Regions from separate parts of the Mus musculus genome. Here all the other regions are linked to region 3. The links are chromatin contacts, found by POLR2A ChIA-PET in ENCODE. All regions are on one chromosome and are shown on one strand. The core of a region is the stretch at or near the end of the contact, and the rest is flanking DNA. Distances in the headings are between cores, read along the strand shown.

The links. ChIA-PET counts read pairs that join two places held with the same protein, here RNA polymerase II (POLR2A).
Region 1: POLR2A ChIA-PET joins it to region 3 with 18 read pairs in embryonic stem cell. The contact joins the promoter of Slc30a1 here to the promoter of Ppp2r5a in region 3. POLR2A ChIA-PET finds 5 or more read pairs at or near these places in 3 of 5 experiments (Patski and embryonic stem cell).
Region 2: POLR2A ChIA-PET joins it to region 3 with 25 read pairs in embryonic stem cell. The contact joins the promoter of Flvcr1 here to the promoter of Ppp2r5a in region 3. POLR2A ChIA-PET finds 5 or more read pairs at or near these places in 4 of 5 experiments (Patski and embryonic stem cell).

Annotation. Positions count from the first base shown.
Region 1 is chr1:191,905,394-191,909,956 of GRCm38, forward strand. Slc30a1 (solute carrier family 30 (zinc transporter), member 1) reads left to right here and starts at 1,388. Exons shown (of 2, transcript NM_009579.3): 1 at 1,388-2,220; 2 at 3,458-4,563. The coding sequence starts at 1,614. The coding sequence ends at 4,362. It overlaps 1700034H15Rik (RIKEN cDNA 1700034H15 gene), which reads right to left and starts at 2,134. Exons shown (of 5, transcript NR_030669.1): 1 at 1,667-2,134.
Region 2 is chr1:191,023,149-191,027,494 of GRCm38, forward strand. Flvcr1 (feline leukemia virus subgroup C cellular receptor 1) reads right to left here and starts at 3,042. Exons shown (of 10, transcript NM_001081259.1): 1 at 2,229-3,042. The coding sequence starts at 2,945. It overlaps A230020J21Rik (RIKEN cDNA A230020J21 gene), which reads left to right and starts at 2,203. Exons shown (of 2, transcript NR_027298.1): 1 at 2,203-3,421.
Region 3 is chr1:191,394,170-191,398,394 of GRCm38, forward strand. Ppp2r5a (protein phosphatase 2, regulatory subunit B', alpha) reads right to left here and starts at 2,872. Exons shown (of 13, transcript NM_144880.4): 1 at 2,067-2,872. The coding sequence starts at 2,247.

The DNA.
Region 1 (4,563 bases), core at 138-2,637, 510 kb after region 3:
GATGAGAACAAGGTGTACAAAGTGAGAGGCAATCTTGGAATAGGATTTTCCGCTGAGCGGTGGTGGCGAACACCTTAATCCCAGCACTCAGAAGGCAGAAGCAGCTGTATCTCTGAGTTCAAGGACAGCCTGGTCTAAAGAGGGAGTTCCAGCACAGCCAGGGTTTACTCACAGAAACTGTTCAGAAAAGCCAAAAGGAAATTTTTTTCATGCAAAAGAACACAGTGGGCCATGAATATCTCAATGCAATAGCTGGTACCCAGAGGGTCCTTCGAAAGGCAGGTTTGGCGACTCAACAGAGGCCTCTCTGATGATTATAGCCTCCATTGGGGTGTGGGGGGCTTTACCCACATAGATGTGCACACATCCACTGTTCTCGCTTGGAGGACGAACTCCATAGAGTTTTAGCCAACTCAGCAAGGGTGTTTGGTTCCTCGTGCCTCCCCACCATCTTCTTTTGTATTCTGGTCGCCCCTCCCCCTCCAAACAGCCCACACAAGGGTTCGGAGGTTTAAAAACCTATAAATAGTGTGAAATCACAGAGCCTTGGAATTTTAGCTAGAAGGAAGCAGAAGAGTTCCACTTGCCCAACCCTTCCCTGTATTGATGAAGAAACAGGTGTAGCGAGATTAGGTGACTTGCCCAAGTCACGCAGCAGGCTCCCGCCCCAAGTCAGCACTCCACACTTTAAGAGTGTCAGCGACAAGCTGACTTCACACGGTTGCCCTGGGGAGGGGTGGGGGGTGGCCGTGCGGGTGACCCCTGGATGGAAAGTGTTCCTGAGGCTAAGGTTGTGCTGCTAGCAACCAGTTCCTAACTCAGCTCCTCACTCGGCCGCGGCCGCGCCCCCGCCGCCGTCCGCACAGCCCACACTCCCCGCCCCTCCTGGGCGCCGACCTGTCACCCAGCCGCCCCCACGTGCACCCAGCTCCCAGGATCAAAGTCTGGGGCGGCCGGGCCGGCAAAGGGGAACCGCGGCCCGGAACCCGCACCGCGGGAAGCGGCAACTGCTCACTGCGCCCCAGGGCTCGGCGCCACCGCCCTGCCGCCTGCCCACCGCTGCACGCGGCCCGCGCCCACCCTCCCCCGTACCGCCCGCCGCTGCACCCGGCCGCGGCCCCCGGCCCACGCCCGGCTCCCCAGTGCACAGGCCCCGCCCCCAGCTCCCGCGGCCGCGCCCCGCCCCCTCCCGCCCCTCCGCCGCGCTAGCCAATAGAGGCCGAGGAAGGGCGGGACGCCGGGGCTGTCGTGAGGCAGCTCTGGCCAATGGGGAGGCGAGCCGGGCCTGGGGGGCGGGGCACCGGGGCCTTGTCACGCTCGGGTCCGTGTGAAAACGGGGGTTCCGAGTGCAAAGCAAAGTTTTTTTGTAAACCGTCTGCAAAGGAGGGGGGGCGAAGACGGCGGACGCCTCCGGGCCGAGCGCAGTCGCCGCGGACGCCGTCTCCCGAGCGCTTCGGTCCGATGCTCGGCAGCCCCTCGGCACGCAGTGGCCCGCCGCGCCCTCCGCCTCGCCAGCCCAGCCGAGCGCCGGCGCTTGAGTAGCTGCGCGGCCGGCGGTTTCCCCACAGCGCCGCTCCCGTTCCCGCGTCAGCGCCGAGCCTCAGGCCGCCGCCATGGGCTGCTGGGGCCGCAACCGCGGCCGGCTGCTGTGCATGCTGCTGCTGACCTTCATGTTCATGGTGCTGGAGGTGGTGGTGAGCCGGGTGACCGCGTCGCTCGCCATGCTGTCCGACTCCTTCCACATGCTGTCGGACGTGCTGGCGCTCGTAGTGGCGCTGGTGGCCGAGCGCTTCGCCCGGAGGACTCACGCCACGCAGAAGAACACGTTCGGCTGGATCCGCGCTGAGGTGATGGGCGCACTGGTGAACGCCATCTTCCTCACGGGGCTGTGCTTCGCCATCCTGCTGGAAGCCGTCGAGCGCTTCATCGAGCCGCATGAGATGCAGCAGCCGCTCGTGGTGCTGAGCGTCGGCGTGGCGGGGCTGCTGGTCAACGTGCTGGGGCTCTGTCTGTTCCACCATCACAGCGGCGAGGGCCAGGGCGCGGGCCACGGCCACTCGCACGGCCACGGCCACGGCCACCTCGCCAAGGGCGCGCGCAAGGCGGGCCGCGCGGGGGTCGAGGCGGGCGCGCCGCCGGGCCGGGCGCCGGACCAGGAGGAGACCAACACGCTGGTGGCCAACACCAGCAATTCCAACGGGCTGAAGGCGGACCAGGCAGGTGAGCGCCACAGTGTTCGGGACAGGCGCCCCCTGGCGACCGCGGTGGGTGCCACGCCCCGCGCCCAGGTGCGCGGTGGTTTCGTGCCCACTGAACAAGTTTGATAATGATGTGCTGGGGGTGTGTGGGCCCTGGTTAAAGGCGGCCTTTGTGAACGGGAGTGTGTGTTTCCCTGAACCGACCACCTAATCCGGAAAATCACTGTTTAGGGACCTGCCAAGGCACGTTGCACCCTCACCTCCTCGGGTTGGCATAATGGTGCTCGACCCAGTGGTGATGTATTACTCTCGTGGTTTTAACGAGCGTTTTTCATCTTGAGCACGTGTGCTTGATGGTAATTTGGAAGGTAAGTGTTGAAAAGAAATGAGAAAGAACCTACCACCCTCGATGTTAACATTGTGTGTATCTTCCAGTTTTTCTTGCCACTTGTATCTGGTTAGGTTACTTACGGAGGCAGCTTACCTTCTCCAATGCATAGGAACATGTTTGGAAGTTCAGGTGGTGCGTGGGAAAGGAGAAAGAGAAGCTCCTCAGGTGTGCCCTCTGACGGGAACTTTCAGGTTACTTAGTGATTGTTGACTTCCAACTTTGTTGATAGCTTCAGGTTGTTTTGTTGGTTTGTTTTTGGTTCCTCTAGACGGGTTTCTCAGGATAGCCCTGGCTGTCCTGGAACTCACTCTGTAGGACAGGCCGGCCTCAAACTCACAGATTACCTCCTGCATGTCTCTCTGGGGTCAAGGCCTGCACCCCCAGCAATAGACCCAGGTTGTTGATTTGTCAGTTTGTGAACCCTTCTACAAAGACGCTATGTTTTATGTTCTTGACGATGATTTTACGTTAGAGCTGCTTTTCTCAGTCTGTCTAGTGCCACTGACAGAGACCCTCACATCAGGTTTGTTCCTGTCAGAGGACATCCCTTCAGTGATGCTTACTGATTGCCTAGAGTTTTGTTTCTCTTGTATGTTTCAGAGAGGTGACGCAGTGTTTACACGACCCCATCCCAGCAGTGAGGGCAGGTGAGAGGTGGGAAGGAACAAGGAGCAGTAGCCCAGTGACACAGTGGACTCTCCGCTGTTGGGTACTGGCGGGACCCAGGGCTAGCTCACTGTGGGTTGCTCTCAGCACACTGTCATTGTCACAGCTTTATGAAACAAGTTTAAACTCACTCACTGCCAGACAAGATGTTTCTGTGGACACTTTAAATGTGCTTAGTGAAAATTGTATTGTTTTGTTGTAGAGCCAGAAAAATTGAGAAGTGATGACCCAGTGGATGTACAAGTAAATGGGAATCTCATCCAGGAGTCTGACAATCTGGAAGCGGAAGACAACAGGGCTGGGCAGCTGAATATGCGAGGAGTGTTTCTGCACGTCCTTGGAGATGCCTTGGGCTCCGTGATCGTGGTCGTGAATGCCTTGGTCTTTTACTTTAACTGGAAGGGTTGTACTGAAGACGACTTTTGTACGAACCCGTGTTTTCCTGATCCCTGCAAATCGTCTGTAGAGATAATTAACAGCACCCAGGCCCCGATGCGTGACGCTGGCCCATGCTGGGTGCTCTACCTAGACCCAACCCTTTGTATTATAATGGTTTGTATACTTCTGTACACGACTTACCCATTGCTCAAGGAGTCTGCTCTCATTCTTCTACAAACTGTCCCTAAGCAAATCGATATCAAACACTTGGTGAAAGAGCTTCGAGACGTTGACGGCGTTGAGGAAGTCCATGAGCTACATGTCTGGCAGCTGGCGGGAAGCAGGATCATCGCCACTGCCCACATAAAATGTGAGGACCCCGCTTCCTACATGCAGGTGGCCAAGACCATTAAAGATGTCTTTCATAATCATGGAATCCACGCTACCACCATCCAGCCTGAATTCGCTAGCGTCGGCTCTAAGTCAAGTGTGCTCCCGTGTGAGCTCGCCTGCAGAACTCAGTGTGCCCTGAAGCAGTGCTGCGGGACACGGCCACAGGTGCATTCTGGGAAGGATGCAGAGAAGGCGCCAACAGTTAGCATTTCTTGTTTAGAACTCAGTGAGAATCTAGAGAAGAAGGCCAGGAGGACTAAAGCTGAAGGCAGTCTCCCTGCTGTGGTGATAGAGATTAAAAACGTGCCAAACAAACAGCCCGAATCATCTTTGTGAGTCTTGAAAAAGATGTGATATTTGACTTTTGCTTTTAAACTGCAAGAGAAAATAGACTCCATTGAAATACTAAGTTTGCCAAGTAGTGTAATTGAAGTCCTTGTCTGGTCGCACAGTTTAATTCTATTTTTGTAAGAACATAATGGAACTGCCTAATAGAGAGTGCTACATTGCAGCCTTGTGATTCTTAGTGCATAGTGC
Region 2 (4,346 bases), core at 1,792-4,291, 370 kb before region 3:
AAGAAAGAAAAAAGAAAGGAAGGAAGGAAGGAAGGAAGGAAGGAAGGAAGGAAGGAAGGAAGAGCTGGAGAACTCTACGTGGAATCAAGAAAGTTGTTCTGCATTAAAAATGAACCTGAAGAGAGCTTAGTGGTAGTATGTATGCAATTACATAATCTGAACAGGAAGAGTATCGTAAGCAAAGGGAACCAATGTTTCTGCAGAGGCCCTTGTGCAATTGCAAGTCTGGCATTGTTTAAGAAACCAAAGAAGTCACATTAGAAAGATTTGTAACTCACAGTAAACACTTCACATTAAGTATTTTGAGAAGCACTGGCAAGCTTAAAGGGCCTGTATTTTCAAAGGTTCTTTCTAGAGACCTGAAAGTTAGAAGCCACCATTCAGGAACCAGACACACTTACATGAACAAGATCTATTATTACTTTGGGAAAATTACTTCATTCCTTAAAGTCTCAATTTTCCTATTTATTGAATGCAGAAAATAATAGTTTCTAAACTTATAATACCAAGTTAAATGATACATGCACACAAATCACAAGCTTAGTGACTGCGTGCTGCTGCTGAATATTATTATGCATGATCATTCCATAAATGAAGCTGAAAATGTGTTTTGGTGATATTGAACAACTGTACAGTTATAGAGGTCAAGAAAGGAGTGAGACTACCTCAAGTGAATATAGGAAGCTCCAGATATGTGCTGAGAAGAGCGAAGTCCACCTATAAGTAAATATTTCCACTTATTATCCATAAAATTAATACTTCATAAATATGGAGTTGATATTTTTGTTATGCTTAATGAAGCATTTACCTCGAAAACAATTCAGAACCAAAAAAATACCTTTTAAAAAACATCTGCTATCTAAACATAAAGAAACAACCGGGGGCTGGTGAGATGGCTCAGTGGGTAAGAGCACCCGACTGCTCTTCCGAAGGTCCAGAGTTCAAATCCCAGCAACCACATGGTGGCTCATAACCATCCGTAACAAGATCTGACTCCCTCTTCTGGTGTGTCTGAAGACAGCTACAGTGTACTTACATATAATAATAAATAAATCTTAAAAAAAAAAAAAGAAACAACCAATCAATGTATCAGTAATAAATTGTTTTTGATACATAGCAATTAAGTGACTTAGAAAAAGAAAGTAACTAATAAAATAGGCACACATATTTAGTCTCTTGGGGTATTTTAAACCATGATCTTGACCCAAGTGAGACTTGAAGTAAGAAAGTAACATTTTCTAGTTACATGGCGGCAGGTAACAATATATGTATAGAAAGGATTATAGATTTTTTTTTTAAACTAGATTTCCTTCAACTGAATGAATACTAAGCATCTTTTAAAATGTGACATTTACAGTGGTGACAAAAACATCAGGTGTCACAAGTGCCCTCTAGCAAAATTTTAAGTTACAATAACAAGCCTAAAATTAACAAATGCAAACATAATATTGTGGTGACTCATGGTGGTGTTTGGGAGCCTGAAGCAAGATTGTCAAGTTTGAGGCCAGCCAGGGGGACACTGTGATTTCCAGACCAGCCTGCCCTACACAGTGGAAGAGACCGTTTTAAATAAATAAATCACATACAAAAACCTTTTACCTACTATTATTTCTGTTATTCTAGTGGCATTTGAATTTATGATGGTAGAAAAAAACAAGATCATTTCTTAAGGAAGCCTTGACTTATCCCACTAACCATTCTTGATCAGTGATTTGCCTTCCACTGTCTCACGGTTAAGAACTAATAGCTGGACTCAGTAATACTGCCAAGTCTTTATCACCGGAGCATTTATTGAACATTCACTTATACGTGACCAGTAGGTGCCAAGCTGGGCTGACTACTAATACTAATACAATTAAATCAGGGCTGTTCCAAGGACATTTAACATGGAAACAAACTTTCCAGATCTCAAGACCTTTCTTCTGCAGTGGCGACAAAAACACCTGAGATCTCTTTTACCGCCAGTTTCCAAGCGTGCCCGTGTGTGCGCCTGTGTGTAGGCCAGAGGGCAACCTCGGTGTCCTTTCTCAGGAGCTGTCCTCCTCACCTGTCAGTGCTGGCTGGGAATACACCCTGGAGCCACCGTGCCAGGCTTTTCTCGTGGTGCTGGAGCCCAGTCTTCACGCTTCTATAGTATGCACTTTACCCACAGACCGTTGCCCCAGCCCGGCCTATGACTTCCTACCAGCCTGAAAGGATCCCAGTTATCTAGACGTTCCAGTCTTTACCTGATTGCCCAGCACTGCTGTGGCACAAGCCGTCGACACCTCCTTGGGTCCAAACCATACCGAGGCGACGGGGGAGGGCAAGCCCAGGATGAAGACCTGGGCCACGGAGCACAGGATCTGCCCCAGCATGGTGACCCAGAAGAGGTGCCGCTGCACGCTGCCGCACTTGACCCAGGCTCCCAGGCAGTTGAGGCCGGAGCCCAGCAGCGCCGTGAGCCGCAGGCCTCGCGTGTCCAGCAGCCAGGTGGCCGGGAAGATGAGGGGCACGTAGGCCACCATGTACACCATGGACAGCCAGTTGATGTGCAGCGGCGACACCTCGTAGAAGTCCTCGAACACGTTGCTGATGCTGCTGTACTGGATCCACTGGAAGGCGTTCACCAGCGAGTAAAGGCTGAAGATGAGCAGCACCACGAAGCGCCTCGGCGACAGCGCTGTGCGCGGGGGACACGCGGGGCATGGGACGTCCTCCCCGTCGCCCGCGGGCAACAGCCGGGCCTGGGTCTCCTCCTCCGCCGCTATCAGGGCTTGCGGCCCGCCCTGGGCTCCCGCGATCAGCGGGCCGAGCCCGGGGCCTCCGTTCAGCGCCTCAGGCCCGTTTTGCGGTACCAAGCGCGCCTCCCCGTCCGGGGCGCCCTTGGGCACTGGAAGGTATCCCTTCCCCAGCGGGTGCCCGGGCGCCACGGCCGGCCCCACCTCGTCATCGGGCCGCGCCATGCCTCCCGGCTCCCCGCCCCGCCGCCCCTTAGTGCTCCTCGCCGGCTCCTAGGTCCCACCCGGTTCAGCGCGCTCGCCTGCGCCGCTTGCTGACTAAGTGAAGCAGAGCTCACCGCGCCTGGCTCTTGCCGGCAGTCCCCGCCCCCAGGGCATCTCGTATCGCGTAGTGCGACCCTCCATCCAATCATTGAGCGTTTCGGAAGTCCAGAAAACCAATCGGGGAGTTGCCGAGAAGAGGGGCGGGGTCAAGCTTGTGAAGATGTAAGAGGAGCCCAAGGCAGGCGTTCTCTACGCTGTGGTTTGCTGGAGCTGCCAGGCCTTTCTCTGCGCTCGCTCCGCAGCGTTTAGCCTCAGGTTATCTTGGAAGGAGAGCGCCAGAAAGCATTTCCGTCCGCCCAAAGAAAGAGGCTTCCTCAGAAGCAGGCCTTTGCGTTGATTGAGCTGAGCGGCTCCATCCACGCAGAGGACTGAAGGAGGTAATGGACAGGTGCAGCCCCTGCCTGCCTCCTGTACCCCACCAGTAACCAAAGTCTGTGCATAAGCTAACCGTGTACTTGCACATCCCGGGACCGGATGAGGGCAGAGCTCCGGAAGCATCAGGGTCCTACTGGGCCTTAGACAAAGTCAGCCTGCTACCCTTTGGGAAGCTGTGCGTGCAAACACGGGGTGCCAGGACTTAAGATTTACTCACTCTCTCTCCCTCTGATCCTCCTTTTTAGACAGGGTGTCACCCGGGACTCTGTAGGCAGGTTGACCCGAATTCATGGAAATCCACCTATCTCTGCTTCCTGAGTGTTGGAATGACTCTGGCGCTAATGAGCTCACAGTGGCTGCAGGGGACCTGCAGAAGACCAAGCCCATAAACCTTTAGTCATGGGGAGATAGGAGAACTATTAACAGTTTGAGGGTGCAGAGGGACAAGGCATTGTCTATGGTGATACAGCCGCTGGGGAGTTCCCCATGCTGTGAATAGCTCCACAAAGTATTTTGTAAATTAATTCATTTCTTTAGGAAAAGTGAGGCTCGTATAGAGCGAGACTGTTCAGGGGGTAACGTCTCTTTCTGACAACCCGGCAAACCTGAGTTCAGTTCTTCAGCACCCGCAGAGTTGTTCTCTGACCATCACACAGGTGCCCTCCCCAACAAACACACTATGTTAAGAAAAGAAGGGAAACCCTGTAAGTTCTTCCCAGCACGGCTTTGTAGATGTTCCTTTGGAGGTTGTTTTAGATTATTGAGTAACTGAATTAGATTATTGAGTCTCTGAAAAAAAAAAAAAAACTAAATGAGGAACCCAATGGACTTAATCTGCGCTCAAAACGTTTATTTTGTGAATTTATAAAAATATGAATTGTGTTTTTAATGCTCAACAAAATTTATCTTAAGTATTCAGAGATGTTA
Region 3 (4,225 bases), core at 1,622-4,121:
AAAATCATGCAACCCACTCACCTACAAGGTTTTGCAAAAATAAACTGAAAAGGTTGGATTGTTTTGTTAATCTTACTCAGAGTCTGTTTCTAACAAAACTCCTTGGCACCTTTCCAGTTCAGATGCATGTGGACAAAGTGTAAGCAAGCAGGTTGGTTGATATAAAATACTTGAAAGATCTTGGATGCCCATGGATATCTGAATCACTCCACAACCAGTGAGATTGTATTTCAGAGCAGTTAAGAAAATTTCTCTTTCATACGAAAGGGTTTTCTGCTGTTGTTTTTGCTAAAACCCACAACTGGGGGAAAATACTACTGACAGAAAAAACTCTCAACACGGTGGTATCAAGGGCACTGCCAAAGCACCAAGTAAGACAACTCCATTAAAAAAAAAAATCACTTTTCAAGCATTTTGACAACTGGATTTAAAGCAGTTTTTCCTGAGGATTTTATTTTCAAGTAAAAAGTTTTACTTCCTCAATCGAATCTGCATCAGTTTATCATGAATAATACCTTATGGGGAACACTATACACGCAAATTTCAATTTCTTTCTACTACTGACCAAATTCTGTATGTGAAAACATTGGCAGTTCCTGCTACATCTTCAACCAAACATCAGGTAACTTTGAGTCTGATTACTGATTCTGTGGATTTCTGTCCGTCTTAAAGGCAAAATCTACTACAGAGGCATCTCAAGACTAACCAGATGTTTAAAATTCAATTACTAGCAGAGGAACTAAGAAGTACAACACTAAGAAGAAGAAAACCACGTTAGCAAATTAGATACATAAGAAAAATGCTAGTATCGAGACTTCAAACTAAAATTAACAGGATAAACTAATGAAAAACAAAGGATAAAATAACTCTTAATTAAGTATAAAAGCTTAAACCTCTGAGTAGCAATTCACTATCCTAACAGGTAGGACAGAGTTATTTTAGGCTATGGCTGCACTCCACTGACAGTGCTGTATCAATTTGAACAATTCTAGTATGGTAAAGAGCAATAAAGCAACAAATGAGACACCACACACCTAACATAAACTATTTTCAAAAGTCTGTGTGATTCTACCAGTGGTATATCCTTAATTCAGAAGCACCCCGAGAGGCAGATGTAGAGTTTAAATGGGGTTCCAAGCTGTTGCTGGTCAACTGTTGATTTGATCTAGGGTTTTCTTTACACTCCTTGCCAAACTAAGTCAGGATTCATAGACTCAAAGACAAATCACAACCAGATTGGCCTTGAAAGGGATGCTGGATCTTTGTCAAAAGAATTGAAAAATCTGCTGATCATTTATCTATTTTGGCATGAGCCTTTCTTTTATTTCTTGGCCTTGTGACTCATTCTCTAGGTTTCTATCAGGTTGCAAAGAATTTCTTAAATATCTAGGAACATAAACATCTTTTCCATTAATGACATCTAGCTCATAAAATGCAAAGACGTAAAATTATTAAATTAAAAGCCAGTAATTCTCAAAGAATAAGCAAGAACGCCAGTAAACAACTCATGAAAAGCCTCCAAACCGGGTGAGAAAAGAGAGCCAAAAGGAGTGCCAAGCACTCCTGCGAGGCATTAGGCACGGATACCAATCTGAATTACTTACAAAACCTTACAAAGTCCTTGGAAGCATAGCCGCGCTAACCAAGTTCCCGTTCCACGGCAAAGAAATTACTCTTCCTTCATAACCTCTCCAAAGACAATCGAGGTCTTCTGAGGTATAACATTTACGTCTAACGAGACAGTAAGATCTGTCACCTGGTCCCGGTTTTAAGCTAGTTCTATATAGCTACGTCTAAAGGCCAGCTAACTCGGCAGCAGTTTGTTTGGACCCTGGATGTGACAACTGAGGGACAAACAGAGAAAGAGAAGAACTAGCTAAGCTTGGAGAAAACCAGGGTTGAGGCTCAGCGAGGCAGGGAGTCGAAAGACTGGACGAGGGAAGGGAGCGCAGGTACCTCTGGGGACCCTGAAATCGCCAAGGCAAGGGCAGGCGGGGCAAGCGCGCAGGTGGGAAGGGGAGTAGGGCTTGCCCCGGGAGCGCGGGCCAGGGGCGGCCGGGGGTTACCTTTGAGCTGGGGCAGGGGGTGCAGCTCCGCCTGGCTGCCCTGGCTGCGGAACTGCGACGAGCCCTGAGAGCGCTTCTGCCTCTGCGCCTTGCGCACCGATTTCCGGGTGAAGCCGTCCACTTTCTCCGAGGCCGAGATGGCGGCGCAGGCAACTGGTGCGGGCGGCGACGGCGACGACATCTCGGCGACCCGGGCGATCGGCGCCTCCCGCGGCGGCTGGCCCGGGCAATCGGCGGGGGACGGGCACGGCGGGCCTGCGCCCCTGCGCCCCGGGCCCCGGCCGCGCCGCCCTCGCGCTCCGCGAGCTGCTCCTCACCCGACAGCGCCTCACGGCCGCATCCCCGCGCCGCGCGGCCGCCTCCCGGGGCTGGCGGAGGGGAGGGCGGGGGCGCGCGGGCCGCACAAGTTGCTGACGCCCGGCGACGAGGGCGGGCGGAGGCGAGCCCGAAGTTTGGACGGCTGGGGCGAGCGCGCGGGTGCGGACGCCGGGCGCGCCTCGCGGCCCCTTAGCGCGCGGAGTCCGGACAGGTCTTCAGCGGCTGCCGCCCGCGCTGTCCGCCCGGCCGGGAGCCTCCTCCCGGGGCGCTTCCATCGCGGGTCCGCGCGAGCCGCTGCCGAGCGCTCGTTCTCCTGTCAGCGATGGCCCCTCATCGCCCGGGGCGGCCACCCGTACCCCGATCCTTGGATCCTTGGATCCCTGGAGCGTCGCCCTCGCTCAGCCTCCCGCGCCCACCGGCCGCCCACGGAGCACGCCCGGGAAGCAACTGCTACAACTTGAGAGGGTGGCTGGTTCGGGTGAGGGGGGACTCGGTGCGCGTGCGTGCGCGCTCCCGCGGCCCGGGGGAGGTCCTCGCGGGGGGTGGAGGAAGGAGTTTGACTGACAACTTCCGCGGGGTCCCACTAGCCTCCGGAGTCTCCGGAGGGGGCCGGGGCGGGAAAGCATGCCAGTGCCCTCGGCCAATCGCAGGGCTAAGCGGCAGACGGGGGTGGGGGCGTGGCCTCCCGGCTGTCTATCAAGAGTCCATAGCTGGGTGGGAGGGAGGGGCTACGTGACAGACGCGGGCCACAACCAATCGCAAGTGAAGGCAGTGAGCGGGGTGCCTTGTGCGTCACAACTGTAAAGGAAAGCTCTCGGGAGGGAGAAAGGGGAAACGCCGCGCCGCTGTCGGCTCTTGTGTACGCCTGCGCTAGGCTCCAGGCTGGGATTGTTCTCCAGACAGCGCGTTAAGAGGGAAACTACACAGGCAGCTCAGAAAGCAGAAGAGCGTCCTCCCTCTCTTTGCGCCCTGCTTACCAATGAGAACATGAAGCGAGGGCCGGGGTGCCCAAGAACACCAAGCATTGCGTCAGTCGAACGGGGGCGGGGCCAAGGTCGTGTCAGAGCAACGTGATTGACAGGCGAAGGAGCCCCGGGAGAGAAATGAGCTTGTCCAATCGGAGCGCGGGGCTACGTTCTTGGGCGGGCCTTCTCCTCTCCGGTCCTAAACCGCGTAATTGGTGGTTGGGGAGTCCATTTGTAGCTCCCGAGGTCTTGGCGCCGCGGTTCGCTGATCGCTGATCTCGCGTGGGGTTTGGGCAAGCTCGTCTCTACCACTTCAGAGAGCTCTGCAAGTCTAGGCCCTCTGAAAAGAAGTTTCCCGTTTCGAACTTAGCCCAAGTTTAACCTCTTCTGCTGAGGCCCTTCAGTCATCTGTAGTCAAGTTCAGATTAGCTGATTTGGGGAATCTCTTCCTAAGAGATTCCGTCTAAGTTTTATATTTAAAGCCAAGAACTGCTCATGTTAGCTTTGGGCATCCGTATGATGCTTCAACAGAAAGTGATCCCGCCTGCCCATAGTGCCCCCTTTGCTCTGCAGTCTCTTCTGCAAGTCCCACACCTTTTCCTTTTGACATAAAAACGGAGGTTAAGTAGGCTGGCCTAATGCTTGAGGAGGATCGAGAAGTATGCAAAAGTAGAGTTCTAAACCTACACTCAAAACATTTGCTTAACCAAATTATATAACAACAGAAGAATGTATAACGGAAATATGGTGTGTATACACATATTTTTCCACCATAAAGAACGAAATAACATGTAGGAAAATAGGTCCAACTGGAGATAATCATATTAGGCTGAATAAGCCAGTTTCAAAAACATAAATATCTTGTTTCCTTTTGCT